2 separate regions of the Homo sapiens genome follow, and region 2 is linked to region 1. Evidence: read pairs that join two places in POLR2A ChIA-PET (ENCODE). Cell type or tissue: OCI-LY7. All regions are shown on one strand. Region 1 overlaps BTBD7 (BTB domain containing 7). Region 2 has its middle 29 kb from the start of COX8C.

Evidence for each region. Peaks named below come from ENCODE experiments on the same cell type or tissue, not always from the same donor. Only the 100,000 strongest peaks of a DNase experiment are listed, where the experiment ranks them.
Region 2: POLR2A ChIA-PET joins it to region 1 with 6 read pairs; 3 of 35 experiments call an interaction of 5 or more read pairs at or near these places.

Annotation. Positions count from the first base shown.
Region 1 is chr14:93,234,562-93,238,561 of GRCh38, forward strand. It overlaps BTBD7 (BTB domain containing 7), which reads right to left. Exons shown (of 11, transcript NM_001002860.4): 11 at 2,989-4,000. Among named protein-coding and RNA genes, the nearest start is that of UBR7, 29 kb to the left of the region's middle. In OCI-LY7, no CTCF peak of the experiment used is centred here; no DNase peak of the experiment used is centred here.
Region 2 is chr14:93,373,898-93,377,897 of GRCh38, forward strand. It overlaps a transcript of UNC79 not described here. Among named protein-coding and RNA genes, the nearest start is that of COX8C, 29 kb to the left of the region's middle. In OCI-LY7, no CTCF peak of the experiment used is centred here; a DNase peak (open chromatin) is centred at 2,064.

The DNA of each region.
Region 1 (4,000 bases):
CTCCAAGTGGGAGCATATGGATGCATTATTTTGTATACTGCTTCTTTCACTTCATTTATTCTAAAGATCACATTCCCTCTTTTCTCAAGTTGTCCCAGCCTGGTCTTCTGTGCAGCACACTGCTGGTTTTCTTTCTGTCTGCTAGGCTGCCCTTGGCCAGCAACTCCCTCCAGCTGGCTTGGAAAGGTTGGAGTCCCCCAAGTTCATCATCCAGGCCCTCTTTCATCTTCCTTTAAACCTTTCCCCTAATCACACCATCTACTCCTAAGGCTGTAAGTGCCACCCATATATGTGGACAACCCCCACACAGCCTCCAGCTAGAATCCTTTCCTCTGACTCCCAGCTGACACCTAGTTGCCACCTAGTAGTTGGCTGCCTGGCAATCATTCCCGCGTCAACATGACCAACACTAACGCCATCTTCCCCCCAGAGCTGGCTCCCCCTCCTTTCCCACACTGAGCAAGCACCTAGTCACGCAGACACGGCACCGTCAGCAGATTCCGAATCTGTTCTCTTTGTTGGCTGCTTGCAGCTCTCCCCTGGACGGCTACGGCAGCCTCCCGTCTGGACCTCTCAATCTACTCCTGCTTCTTTTCAACCACTTCCCATGCAATAGCCAGAGTGATTTGGAACATGCAAATCTGGTGAACCACCCCAGCCCTAGTAGCTTTTGAGTTGCCATTATAGCCAACTTCAGAAGCCTCACCCTGCCCTAGGAGGGTCCCACACCCCCTCTCACTCCCCTGAGCTCTGTCCAGGCTTGGTCTCTCCATGGAGCCCTCCCTCCCCACTCCTCACCCTGTTGCTCGTCTCTTCCTTCACCTGCACCTTCAAGGTCACTCCCACACAAAGCCTTCCCACCCCTGGGACCAGTTAGACATCGAGCCTTACCTGTGTAGTTCTTCAATGTCTTTTCTTCTTGGAAACTCAAACAGTTTTTGAGTGGGACTGTGACTGTTTTGTTCATGACTCTGCTGTCTCAGCATCTAGCAATGTTCGGAAAAACGGACTGGATGAACAACTGATTGCCATCCTTGAACCTGCTTCCACCTGTTGCACATTAGAGTCCCCCCCACCCCGCCCGGACCACCGGACTTCCTGATGCGCAGAACAACACAACGGCTGAGGACTGGGGTTCTGGAGCCAGGCTACCTGGGTTTGAGCCCAAGTTCTGCCAACTTTCTAGCTGTGTGACCTTGGACAAGGTGCTCAGTATCTCCGGGCTTTTCTCTTTTGTAAAATGGCACAAATAATAGTACTTAATTCACAGAGGATCAAAGGAAGGAGTTCCTAACTCAATGAGGGATTAGAAAAGATTACATTGTTTAGTGTTAGTGCTGCTTCCAGCATTTCTCCTCCTGTTTTCATTCCTGGTCCATTTCAAGCTGGTCTTCCCCTTAGCTGTGATAACTGCCCTGTATTTTTTGTTTGTTTTGAGATGGAGTCTCACTCTGTTGCCAGGCTGGAGTGCAATGGCATGATCTCGGCTCACTGCACCCTCCGCCTCCCAGGTGCAAGCGATTCTCCTGCCTCAGCCTCCCGAGTAGCTGGGACTACAGGCACGCACCACCACGCCCACCTGATTTTTCTATTTTTAGTAGAGATGGGGTTTCACCATGTTGGTCTCAATCTCCTGACCTCATGATCCACCTGCCTCAGCCTCCCAAAGTGCTGGGATTACAGGCTCGAACCACCGCACCTGGCCTTGTTTTGTTTTTAGGACAAAAGTCATTTCCAGCTAGAGGTGAGTTTCTGAGACTGGGGTTCCTGTCTGTTTGGTCTGCTGCTCCATATTCCCAGACTCCGGGAGGAGTGGACTCAAGAAATATTCCCTAATGGATTGAGGAGAGGTAAAGCCTAAAGTGGCTTGGGAAGCTAGCCCGAGTTCATTTTTCCAGGAATAATCCACAAGTACAGAAATGAATGTTGATTTATTCAATTTTCTTGTTTAGATTTAAGAAGCTCACCCACAGAAACCTTAGATTTTATTTTATCTTTATACCCTTCTGTTAAACCTAAGATGGTTACAAACTATAAAGCAATAACTTGTTAGTAAGGCATGAAGAGTGAGATGCTAGGACAGAATTTGGCACTGAAATGATAAAAAACATTTTAAAGAGCTCGCTGGTTGCAGTGGCTCATGCCTATAATCCTAACATTTAGGGAGGCTGAGGTGGGAGCATCACTTGAGCCCAGGAGTTTGAGACCATCCTAGGTAACGTAGTGAGACCCCCTCCTCTGTCTCTACAAAAAATTTTAAAAATGAGCCAGGCATAGTGGTGTAACACTGACTGTAGCCCCAGCTACTCGGGAGGCTGAGGTGGGAGGATCATTTGAGCCTGGAAATTGAGGCTGTAGTGAGCTGTGATCACACCACTGCACTCCAGCCTGGGTGACAGAGCAAGACATTGTCTGAAAAATAAAAAACAAAATAAGAGCTCTTTTGTAGCAATTTTAAAAAATGGAAATTAGAAAACTTTCCATTTTGCGTTTTTTTTTTTTTTTTCCAGAATCCTAGACTCTAGACCATGATCTCATTTCCTTTTGAAATTGAAAATATTACTGAGCCTGGGTGTGAAAGCAAAGGCAAAGCTCAGAATCTAGGCCAGGTCTCTGACCCTCGAAGGGCCCTGAAGAGCAGGACACATCCAGGTGCCTGGTTCACGTGGGTGCCATGCTGAGCTTCCTGCAATCCTGAAGACCCCTGTGAGAGGAACTTTCCGCTCAAATTTGTAAAATAAAATTTCTCAGAAATGTCTCAATGAAATAATAGAAAATAATGAACTTGATGATTCAGAATAAAATGTGTGATTTCCGAGAAAACGATGATGATGATGATGATAAAATGCCTCTGAATGATTGAAATCCTAGAAACAGAGAAAATCAACCTAGAAAACCTCCCAATTCTACCCTCCAGGGGTGCAATGACTTCTATAATTGAAGACTGTATGCTCCACTGCTAAAACAGACTGTATCCAACTCAGCAGATTCTATACAAGCCATTTATTTGAAATGCCAACTATATGTAGGATAAAGTCAGTGTTACATGCTTATCAGTAACAGTAGAAAAATAGAAGCAGTGAAAACCTCTGTACAACTGTAATGGTACTCAAAAGAGAAATGTATCGTTTTACAATGCTTCACACAGACGAATTCAAGTTTGGAGGTACCTAAATAAAAATACTATATATTTCTTTAAAAATCACTATGTACAATTGAAGCGTAAACAAGTTTTACAAAGTACTGGTTATGCAGGTTGTAGAAAACACTTGCATAGGACATGAAATCAGTTTAAGAAAAATTTCTGAGCCTTTAGCATTGAAGGCACTTGACTTTATACCAGTAACAGCACAACCACAAGAAACGCAGTGTTGTAGATGATTTTCCACCTCTCTGAAGTACAGATGTGGTGCATACACAGCAAGGAGAGTTCAGGAACCTTTATCTCTCAGCCACCCCATCGAAGAGCAGGACTTGGTACCGCCTGCCCATGTAACCCAGATACAGTTACATGTAGGTACAGATGATGAAGCTTCCAGAGCTTATCTGATCTCTTAGACAGAACTCACATAAACACACAAATACAAGAGGTTATTTTCAAGACACACACTTGCAAGTAATCTTTCTATAGAAATGGCCACAGCATTATAATATTCAAAATATGGAAGATTGACAGTCTGAGGATTTTCTAGAGGAAAAAAAAATCAAAGGACTTGCCAAAAGGATAACTACATAACAGATATGACAATCTACAGGACAAAAAGACAACATGTCACCAAATATTGTTCATACAACAGCGTTAATGGAAAACAGTAAAACACCTTTTAGCAGTGTGCATGTTAAGTCTTTTAGTAAGATTATCTGTAATGAGGTTTGAAAGTAAATCACTTAGTAGACAAAGTAAACCACCACAGAACCAGGAATAGCACCCATCACTGCTGCTTTGTCACTCCAGAAAGCTGAAAGTCAACCGAACAATGAAAAAAAGTCAAAGAAGCAT
Region 2 (4,000 bases), 140 kb after region 1:
CATCATACACTATGACTAAGTGGGATTTATCCCAGGTATGCCTTAGTTGCATCCACATGGTGCTAATTCTGCAGGCTTGAAAAAATCAAAAGCGGTGGAGGCTTGGCAACCTCCACCCAGATTTCAAAAGATGTCACTGAAAGCCTGGGGCCCCAAGCATAGACTTGTCACAGGTATGGTGCTACCACAGAGAGCCCCACTAGAGCAATGCTGAGCAGAAATGTGGGTCTGGGGCTGCGGCAGAAAGTTCCCACCAGGGTAATGCCTAAGTGGAACTGTGGAAGCAGGACCGCTTCCAGGACCCTGGAACTATGGAGTCACCGGCAACATGCAACATCCACCTGGGAAAGTTTCAGGCACTGGACTTCAATCCATACAAGCAGCTATGTGGGTTGCACCCAGCAAAGCCATAGGGGTAGAGTTACCTGAGGCATTGGGGGCTCAACCTTGCCCCAGTGTGTTCAGTAGGTAGAACATGGAGTCAAAAGCAATTATTCTTCAGCTTTAAGGTTTAATGTTTACCCTGCTGGGTTTCCGACTTGCTTGGGGCCTGATACTCTTTTCTTTGCCTACTTTTCTCTTTTGGAATGCAAATGTCTGTCTTATTCCTGTACCACCATTGTAGCGTTCTTTCTTTCTTTTTTAAAGTCACTTTTTTTGAGACAGGGCCTCACTTTGTCACTTAGGAAGGCGTACAATGGCATGATCATGGCTCACTGCAGTCTTGACCTCCTGGGCTCAAGCGATCCTCCCACCTCAGCCTCCTGAGTAGCTGGGATTACAGTTGAGTGCCACCACAACTGGCTAATTTTTAAAAAATATTATTTTTTATAGAGACAGGGTCTAACTACGTTATGCAAGCTGGTCTCAAACTCCTGGGTTCAAGTGATCCTTCTGCCTTGGCCTTCCAAAGTGATGGGATTACGGGTGTGAGCCACCATACTCGGCCTCCATTGTATCTTGAAAGTAGAAAAGTTGCTTTAATTTCACATGCTCACAGATGAGACTTTGGACTTTGGAGTTTTGAGTTGGTGTTGGAGTTAAAGCTTTGGGGCTATGGAGAAGGAATGAATGTATTTGTATATGAAAAGGACATGAGTTTTGGGGGGTCAGGGGTGGAATGCTATGACTTAGATATTTTTTCCCTCCAAAACTCATGTTGCAATTTAATTCCCATTGTGGGAATATTGAGAAGTGAGTCCTTTAAGAGATGGTTGAGGCTGGGTGCAGTGGCTGACACTTTGGGATGCTAAGGCAGGAGGATCAGTTGAGTCCAGGAGTTAAATACCAGCCTGGGCAACATTGCAAAACCCTGTCTCTACAAAGAATACAAAAATTAGCGGGTCATGGTGGTGGTGCCTGTAGTCCCAGCTACTCAGGAGGCTGAGGTAGGAGGATCACCTGAGCCCAAGAGGTCAAGGCTGCAGTGAGCTGTGATTGCACTGCTGCACTCCAGCCTGAGTGACAGAGTAAGACCCTGTCTCAAAAACAAATTTAAAAAGGTGATTGAGTCATTGGGCTTCTGCCTTCATGTATGGATTAATCCACCCATGGATTAGTAGATTAATGGGTTAATGGATTAATAGGTGTATTAGTCCATTCTCACATTGCTGTAAAGAAATACCTGAGACTGGGTAATTTATAAAGAAAAGAGGTTTAATTGGCTCACAGTTCTGCAGGCTGTACAGGAAGCAAAGTGGCTTCTGCTTCTGGGGAGGCCTCAGGAAACTTCCAGTCATGGTGGAAGGCAAAGGGGGAGCAAGACATCTCATATGGTGGGAGCAGGAGCAAGAGAGAGTGGGGAGGTGCTGCATACTTCTAAATGACCAGATGTCATGAGAGCTCTATCACGGGAACAGCACCAAGGGGATGGCACTAAACCATTCATGACGGATTACCCCCATGATCCAATCATCTCCCACCAGGCACCACCTTCAACATTGGGGATTACAATTTGACATGAGATTTGGGCGGGAATACAGATCAAACCATATCAATGAGTCATCGGGAGTGGGACTGGTGGCCTTATAAAAAGAGGAAGCGAGACCTGAGCTAGCATGTTAGGCCCTTCACCACGTGATTCCCTGTGCCACCTTGGGACTCTGCAGAAAGTCCCCACCAGCAAGAAGGCTCTCACCAGTTGTGACCTTTTGACCTGGGGCTTCTCAGCCTCCATAACTGTAAGAAATAAATTTCTTTTCTTATAAATTAGCCAGTTTGAGGTATTCTGTTAATAAGCAATAGAAAATGGACTAAGACATGAATTATAACAAGGTGTTTAAGTTTCTAAGTTTTAGGCTAGTTTGTTATGCAACAATAGATAACCAGAGGCACTTAATATGTATTGATAGAAAAGAGTGTTGAGGGAACTAGAGAGATTTTGGGGAAGAACAGAACTATCTTATAGAGATTTAAATTTTTTCAAATGCTGTGTGGTGATATAAAATCTTTCTCTAATCTTTCCTTACAGTCTTCAGGAAAATGAGCATTATTTACTAATGCGTTCCAGGGTAGAATAGAACTGGTGGTCTTCTAAAGAAGAAAAAAAAATCACAGGGGCAAACCGTATATTTATATGTATCTATATCCTATACACATATACACATATAGCTATGTGTGTGTGTATGTGTTATATTGCTAAAACTTTAGACAGTTGGAATTTAAGAGTTTATTTGAGCAAAGAACAGTTCATGAATTGAGCAGCACTTGGAACCAGAAGAGGTTCAGAGAGCTCCAACCAGCAGCATGAGCAGTTAGCTATTATAGAAAGCAGAGAAATCATCTGGTTGGCTCCAGCTAGGTTTTTGCCTTGTTTGGGTATAGTGTGATAAATTCGGTTTTTGTGATTGGCTGAATCTCAGCTATTTGTTACAAAAAATATACTCCTAGGTTGGAATTCAGTTTGTTTGTATACAAAGTTAGGTTGCCTCAGGTCAATCAATGGCTTTTTGCTTAATTTAATTATATATAAAAATATATAAAATATATAAAATATATATTATATGTTATATATATTATAGCTTTCTCTCATGCACTCACCTATGTACATATATGCAAGGATGCAAATGACAAGAGTTCTCCTTTTCCCTTTGAGGGATCAGTGAAGGAGTAGACAGACTTCACTGACTGCATTTAGCTGCACCCGAAGCAGTGCAGTTTGCAAGATTCAAGAAAGAAGTGCAATGAGAATAGTTGTTTCTTTTTTTTTTTTTTTTTTTTGAGATGGAGTCTCGCTCTGTCACCCAGGCTGGAGTGCAGTGGCGCTATCTGCAATCTCCACTTCCCAGGTTCACGCCATTCTCCTGCCTCAGCCTCCCGAGTAGCTGGGACTACAGGCGCCCGCCACCATGCCTGGCTAATTTTTGTTTTTGCATTTTTAGTAGAGATGGGGTTTCACCATGTTAGCCAGGATGGTCTTGATCTCCTAACCTCGTGATCCACCCGCCTCGGCCTCCCAAAGTGCTGGGATTACAGGTGTGAGCCACTGTGCCTGGCCGAGAATAGTTGTTTCTTAAAGAAAACGGTGATGTACTGAGGGTTGAGGGCTTCAAAAGAGCAACCACAAGGGGAAGAGGAAAAGTATAGGAGAGAAGGCAAGAGTTGGAAAATAAAATAGTGATTACCGGGATACAATCTGAAGGCTCAACCAGTGAGGTCTTGCAAATGTTGTGTTATATAAAGGGGAGAATGAACTATAAAGGAGCACAACTCTCAATCTCTCAAACTCTACATTTAGGACACATTTTGAAATCCTATAACGGAACTGCTTATAGCTGTAGTGGAATCCAATGTATATTGGGTGGGATAACAGCCAATGTGGTTTTGGAAAGGGGTAATCTACTCATAATCCTACCACCCATCTTGTCCCAATAAAATATTATTGCACGAAGATGTGTATTGACCATCAGAATGCTCCCACTGCAGTATGAAAGACCACCAGAACAATTCCCCTAATTCTTACCCACTCCCAGCAGAGAATTACATACAGCTTTCATAGCAG